Linked DNA regions of Homo sapiens: regions 2 and 3 are each linked to region 1. A link is a loop called in an ENCODE intact Hi-C map of the cell type or tissue named here. Cell type or tissue: endothelial cell of umbilical vein. All regions are shown on one strand.

Evidence for each region. Hi-C counts contacts between places; a loop is a spot of excess contacts. Peaks named below come from ENCODE experiments on the same cell type or tissue, not always from the same donor. Only the 100,000 strongest peaks of a DNase experiment are listed, where the experiment ranks them.
Region 2: it touches region 1 in a loop (14-fold over the local background); 84 of 110 quality-filtered maps call a loop at or near these places.
Region 3: it touches region 1 in a loop (12-fold over the local background); 4 of 110 quality-filtered maps call a loop at or near these places.

Annotation. Positions count from the first base shown.
Region 1 is chr3:101,807,979-101,810,478 of GRCh38, reverse strand. All of the region lies in intron 6 of NXPE3 (neurexophilin and PC-esterase domain family member 3), which reads right to left. Among named protein-coding and RNA genes, the nearest start is that of NXPE3, 30 kb to the right of the region's middle. In endothelial cell of umbilical vein, a CTCF peak has its summit at 1,099 (motif pointing left); DNase peaks (open chromatin) are centred at 748 and 1,068; H3K27ac peaks cover 945 bases.
Region 2 is chr3:102,535,716-102,538,215 of GRCh38, reverse strand. No RefSeq gene overlaps it. Among named protein-coding and RNA genes, the nearest start is that of ZPLD1, 100 kb to the right of the region's middle. RefSeq lists a silencer at 1,397-1,691. In endothelial cell of umbilical vein, a CTCF peak has its summit at 1,553; no DNase peak of the experiment used is centred here.
Region 3 is chr3:102,672,562-102,675,061 of GRCh38, reverse strand. It overlaps LOC105374016 (a long non-coding RNA gene), which reads left to right. Exons shown (of 14, transcript XR_001740824.2): 5 at 1-96; 6 at 1,076-1,308. Among named protein-coding and RNA genes, the nearest start is that of ZPLD1, 240 kb to the right of the region's middle. In endothelial cell of umbilical vein, a CTCF peak has its summit at 1,366 (motif pointing left); a DNase peak (open chromatin) is centred at 1,351.

The sequences.
Region 1 (2,500 bases):
CATGTCGCTGCCACAACTCAAGGGGAAGGAGATTATGTAAGAGCATAGATCACTGGAAGTCATCTTAGTATTCAACCTGCCATAGCTACAAAGATACACACAAATGTAAAACTTCATTGTTCTTATCTATACTGTTGCTATTAGATCAAGTCTTATTCTAAACTCTCAGTAAGTTCCCCCAAAAAATATAACCTCAAGTTGTTGATGAGGTCAGAATCTGTCAAGGTCCCTGAGCCACTCAGCTGTGATAATCTGGGGACTACATTACAGGTACTAATGAAAACTCAGCAGTAATTCTGGCACTGGGAAAACCTGACATAAACCAGATGCTTGCTCTTAAAAAGGTAGTCAGCTAGAACTAAAAACTGTTTTTCCTTGCTTTTGACTGGAATTATGCCCACAAGTAGCAGTAGCACTGCCAATCTCAGGCAATCTAAATATGAATCTTAACAATAGTTTTACCTTGTAAGAATATTAATTAGCTAATACATAAATACAATTTCACAGGGAAAAAACTTCAAAATATAGGATTCATAAGTGAAATAAAAGTAGAAATACTGTAAACCCCTTCTAAGGCTAAGGCAAAGAAAATACAAGACAAGCCTCAAATATCTTGTGGTGCCAGAAACTAAGGAAGTGCTCAAAACAAACAAAAGGATGACAGCACACAGGATGACAAAAGGGCACAAAGAAGCCAAACTGAAAGTGTTCCCCAACTGCCAAAACTGGAACAATTTGAGCAAAAATAAAAGCAAATAAAATAATGATTGAATTGGATTGGATTATAATTTTTTTTCCTTCATTCCAAGGAATGAAATTTTCATGAGTCTACACTGATATAAATACTTAAAATGAAGAAGGGACAACTCTTCTTTGCAAAAGAATTCCAACTAATAAATGTTGAAAGAATGAGAGACATTAAAAGTCACAATTAGAATTCCACAGAAATCATTGCCACAGGCAAGATCTGATGAACCTTGATGAATGCTAAAATTAGTTGGTGAAAGTTTAAGCAGAAACAGAATGTTTGCATAGAATGAAGCAAAAGAAGGAAAAAAAATTATGAGCCCTTGATTTAGGGTCTTTGAATGCCCCCTGCTGGTCCACAGAGTGAAATTCAATGAAGTTCTGCCAAGCTGGGTTCCTTCCATAGTCCATAAATCAATTGCCCTTCTCTTTTCTTTCCAGTTATATACCTGTTACAACAAGATGGTTTTCCTATTCAAAACCAGGATATTCTGCTCCTACTAATTCATAGTTACTTTCTTCCTCTAAAAATATATCAAAAGGCTCACTAATTACCAAATCTATCTTCCCTCTAACCAGAAGAGTACATCATAAACCCACAGCCACTTCCTGGCTAATCCTCAAGACTTGTCAGGTACAGGTAAACTTTCCAAAGTTCCTCCCACTGACCATCCCTGGGACACCTAGGGACATCACAATAAGGGCAAGCCAGTCGAGTCTGTGAGAAGAAGGACAGATCCAGTAGTGGGAGACAGGGCCTCCTGAAGATGTCGGACATGGAGAGTGTTTAGAGCGCAGTACTACTGAAGGACACCTTGTCTACTGACATCTTGACCTCAGGGTTGAGGCCCAAACAGATAAAAGATAAATGTCTCATATATATATATATATATATATATATATATATATATATCCTCTAAAATTAGTAATTCATTTGGTTCAAGTAAATCAAAAACAGCTCTTCATCAGGAAAAGACTGGGAATTCTTGTGGCATATGATACTAGAGACAAGAGATATAAACTGGCAGTGCCCTGGCTGCATATGGGCCAAACAGATTTTATTTAGCCCATACAATATTTTCAAAGTCTTGAATTGGATGTCAATGTTCTAAAATATGGAGATATCACAGTTAAAAAATCAAAGTTTCTGGTTTCTCTTGGAAAAACAAATCTACGGAGCTGGGCATACAGGGTTTGTTTCTACATGGTAACAAAGCAGCAGAAACTGAAAAGAGGCTGCCCCTTGAGATGGTCCTTGCTCTTCAGTTCCTTCCCCACCACTCATACAAGGCTTGTGGCTAATATCCACTCTGCTTGATCCACAGGTATTAAATATCAAGCCCCTGCAGCAAAAGGGTTTGCCAACATCTGCAGAGTGCAGTACTATTAGTTAATATACTTTTAAAAGCTAGAAGGACCTTGCCCGCCATCTGCATAAGCCTCACTAGTAACATTCATCCCTTCTTTCTAAAAATCACGATAGCTAATTATATCTATTCTGCAAAATTTACATTTACTGCTCTGAATTTTGTTCTTTTACTATTAATATTCTACACCAATAAATCAGAGTCACCCGAAAAGTTTGTTAAAACTTTCTTGCTCAGCCCCACCAGCCAGGGTTTCTGTTTCAGTCATCTGAGATAGGACCTGAGAATTTGCAATTCTATCAGGTTGCCTGGTAATGCTGATGCCACTGATCCACAGACCACACTTTGAGAAGAGCTGCTATTCTCCAACCCAATGTTATTTTAAA
Region 2 (2,500 bases), 730 kb before region 1:
TCCTTCTCTTGGTTCAGTGGCTGTTCCATTCCCATCATCATATCCACATTCCAGCCAGCAGAAAGGTAGAAAAAGACAAGGGGAGAAGAAAATGCATGTTCTTCATGAAGGCATGGCACCAAAGTTAGCACATATCACACAGTTGATGCCACACTTAAGAAGCTAGGGCATATTTGGCTGTATAATCATGTACCAGCACAAAGTTCTATTGAAAGAAAAAGAAAAACAATGGTTATTCTGGGATAAATAGCAGAATCTGCCACGTCTGGGTTAAACAAAATTGATAATTTTATGCCTGATAACCCCCATGAAAAAGGCTCTCGTAACAAAAATCTCCCCTCTCCCACTTCATACCCTAAACTCTTGGCTAATTTCTTTAATCATGTTTATTCTAAACAGCCCTCAAAATAAAATGGAGTTATTATTTGGAAGGCTGAAGTGAGGATAGATTTCGTTCAAAAAAAGATAGCATAGAAAAAAATAATGGAGGTATATTTTCAAGGTTTCTAAGTACTTGAATTCAATCATTTTTAAATATGATTAAAATTTAATAATTTTTTAAAATTTAATCACCTGAATTTTTAAGAATGAATGGTTTTCTAGTCTCAGAATATATGCCTTCTTTATCTGTATCTATGTGTTTGGTTAAAACCTTTTTATCTCCTGTGCCATTTTGATCTATTGAGCAAGATGAAATCAGTCTCTATCCTTTGTTTCTACCATTTCTAATCGATCTATTTTTATTATTAATAATAATAGTTAACATTTTTGAGTACTTGCTGCTTAATTTATTTCTCCCAAATGCCCAGTGATGTATGCACTATTGTTATCCCTAGCTCACAGATTACAAAATTGGAACTAGCAAGGGCTATAGCCAGGATGCCACCCAGATAATCATCTATTGAGCAACCAACTAAAACCCTATGCAGTGCTTTATCAAGCTAACAAGCTTTTTGTACAAAAACAGAATCAGGGTGGGTGATCAAGCATAAAGCATTCAGTACAAACAAACACTGCAGAAGAAATAAAAGATTGTTCACAATAACAGAAAAACTAAAGACAAGAAAAATTTTAAGCAGTCTTTAGTGTTTTTAATTCCCTAGTTCCAATGCTTCCTAACCAAGAAAGACCATGAACAGACCACTTCGGTTCTATACAGAAATGAAAGTAGAAAATGCAAAATATTTTCATTAATGAAAATCCCAGAATTATTCAGAACTGGCAAATGATAATATGTATGGTTTTAACTAATCATTTTTCAAGAGTAGATAACAGGTTCCTTGATAGAAATCCTTGGCTTGTTTTCATTTCTAAAATGTGTGCTGTTGACTTTTCCATCACATTGCTCTAAATGAACAGGAGAACGTGGGCTGAGCCTGAACAACGAGAACTCTAAAAGCGTGCGCAGGTAGCACATTTGTGTGTGCAGATGTTTAGAAGGAAAGGTGCTCCCAGGAATTGCTAACCAGAGGATTAGAGCTCAGCACCAGACAAGCTGTCATTTTCTGTGGTTGTATTTCTGAGCTTATTTACTAGGTGGCGATATAATCTTAAAAATAAGCATTAACATTTCGGTGCCAAAGTGTCAGCTCTCCAGTTTTTTCACTGAAGCGTTTTTCACTTCCACTCCTTCTTTTCTTTGGCTCTTACTTTTGCTGTCTTTCTCTGAAATTTTGTGTCATCTGCTTTATTTTCATAACAGAAAAACTATTAAACCATAAAAGCTGGCTTGAGAAAGAGAAGCTTGAAATCCCTCAGTAGTATGATCTGAATATAGAAATATAGGATCTTCAGTCTTTTGCTATCAGCAGCTCCTGAGGGCTGACTAACAGTCAGATTTATTTGCTGCATATCTGGAATTCTTTTTATTGCTAAAACGTTAGAGAAGTAAACCCATTTTCTGGTAAATGGGTAAACATATACACATATATATCTTTCTCAATACTCCTAGAAATAGACCTCCTTGAGACCAATGAAAAGCAATACATTATCAAATGTTTTTGCAAATCCAAATCCTCCACGCTTACTTCCTCTATCTCATCTTCACACATCACACCACCAGCCTCAAAGTGTATAGTAATTTTGGAAGAACTTACAGAATTATGAATAAGCAAATATCAGTTAAGGTGCTTTATAAAGAGTTAAATGGCATTCAAATACTAATTACTATTATTTTACAATATCCAGTTCTATCATCCAGGGACAAGGTAGGGGATATCTTATCTGGAAATTAGAAATAAGAAGCCTTCTTTTTTCTTGCCTTTTAAAATTATCTTGAGAAAATATCATCCCACTGGCCTATAGATGATGACCCAGAAAATGCTACCACTACAAGTTCATGTAATTACCCACTAATGTTACATGGTCATCTACTACACAGCATTGTGCTGGACATTATGACACTGTGAGAATTACTGAGGAAGATAAACCATAATCTCTCACCTCAAGAAGCACATATGTTGGTAAAGCACAGTAAACACAGTAGTTCTGACATAATATT
Region 3 (2,500 bases), 860 kb before region 1:
TCATAATAAGACTTCCTTGAACCATCCCCCACCCAACCCTTTTCCAGAAAGAGTTGAAGACAAATCTACAGTGAATAGGAGGCTGAGGCCACCACAGTGAGTTCCAAGAGTATGCACCACAGTGCCCCCTCTTATTCAATCCCAATCATTGCTAAGCAACTAACTGGTTGTCAGTGGTGGCAGAGATAAAAAGCCCATTCTGCTTCGAGAAGAATCCCTTGGCAGAAGTTACTGTTCCCAAGCTCAAAAAATAAATCAGGAAATCTATATCTAACATATTAGAGAAGTATTAAACTTGATTTTTTTCTGCTAAATGAGAGAAGAAAGATGAGGGAAATACCCAACTAAAAAATATATAATAATGCAGTTTTAGGTTGACAATGAAGAACAATGAAGAGGTGCAAACAGAATCCAAACCTAGCTTATAATCTGCTTTGAAATGTTTAAATACAAGAGGTTATATTCCTGGAAAAAAAGCTAAAGTGTGAATTCTGGAACAAGGGTACCAGTCAATATCGATAGCAAGGTCTTCTGCACAACTGCAGTGGCTGGGGCGGGCAGAAGGGAAAGGGAACAGCGAGGGAAGGGTAGGACTGCCTTCGCCGTATGGATGCCATGCCCTTGGTGAGAGCAAGATTTGAATTCATTTAACCCGTTTGCTTCACAGTATTCTCCATTCCTCTACTTTTTCGGAGTAAGAATTTAAGAGATCCTCTTTTTAATAAAATAGATTTTTACAAAATGTAAAGTTCTTCTCTCACTTACCAACTTTAAAAATCTCTAAGGAGGACTTTAGAAACTGAAGATCAATTCCTGATACCTCCATGTGAATAGCTTTGTAACTCAATGTGGTTTTTCGTTTTCTTGTTTTTTTTTTTTCCTGAAAACAAAATTCATGTCTTGAAAAGGAACACCAAAATTCCAACTCCACAACCTTTGGGAAGTCCCCCATGAGCTGCTTGTTCACGGATTAGCACCTAGCTGCAGCTGAGAGAGATTCTCACATGCAGGAGAATCAGACTTGTGTCCTGGACTTAGCAAAGCATGATCACACTCTTTGTCCTTATCTACCCAGCCACAGCTTCCAGTGCAAGTGTCCTTGTGCCCTGGTGCCTGATATCCAGCTCCGGCAGCCTAGAAAATCAGTTAGGCTTTTCAGTCACAGCACCCTCTGTGACAAACGTGTGGAGCACCGCACGACTTCTTCAACCAGCTGGTTTTTCTGGCATTCGAATAAAAGTAAAAATAGAAAACAAAGAGGGAGAAGAAAAGTGACAAGCTGAAACCTGCGAAGAGAAAGAGGACAAGGTACAGAAAATTGGCTCCAGGACGCCAGGGAGGGGGCGGGGTATGATGGGCTGCTACTGCCATCTAGTGGCTGCATGACACTCGGTGAAAACTAATAAATCAGGCTCCAAGGGGCTTTGATTTATTTTTTCAGTTCCAGGCGAAAAGAAAATGTCTTCATAAATGAGCTGGGACAGTGGTGAGGAGATTTTTTTTTTTTTTTTGGCCCTAGTCAATGACTTCCACTTCGTTTGGTAAACTGGGGAAAGATAGAGGAAACCTTACCAGAGCTGCCTTAACAAGTGTGTCCCTCTGCTTTTCTATTTGAGACTTCAGCAGACACCTTCTTCAAACGACGGTTTCCCCTCACGCCTAGGTTGCCGATTAGGACAGAAATAATCATGATAAAATAAGTATTCCTCCAGTTAAATTTGAATTTCAGATAAACAACTAATAGATATTTTAGTATAAGTATGTCCCATACCATATTTAGAGCATATCTACACTAAAAAACATTTATTATGTATCTGAAATTCAAATTTGTGGCCATTTGTATTTTATATGATAACCCTACCTCATCCCCCAGTAAAGATAATATTTAGCTAAAAATTTTGATAGTAAGTTTATTTTAGGACTGACCTGAAATATGGCTGTCCATGAGAAAAATATATTGCTTGCATCATTTCTGCTCACGACTATTATTACAGATGTTGGTATGAATAAACATCTTAAAAGGGATAATTCATAATAAAGGTAATATCTTAGACATTGAATTAAGTCCATTTTAATCTTTCATACTGAATTCCCGTTTGTTCTATGACATATATATCCGAGTTGGAAGCTTGTGGGAGGCAGATAGGTTTGAAGATCTAGTCACTAAAATGTACTTCAAATTAATAACCACTTATTGATTAGAAACCTGTATAAATGTGTTAACAGGACCTGAATGTTATTGGCTCAGAGCTTACGTTTAGGGGCACAAACTATTATGAAATGTGTATAAAAAGGACTCCTGTCTCAGAAAGACTCTCTCTTCTCGCCAGGGAAACAAGAGTCTAAAAAAAGACCCAAGCGTCTTAGCAGCTTTATTTTTCACCTTTAATACACTTGACAATTTGACAGATTGAATTTTGCTTTTTAGATTTTGACTTTTAATGAGAACATTCCTTTTATTTCACTTGGCTGAAGGACAAGATTTAAACACCCACTGAAC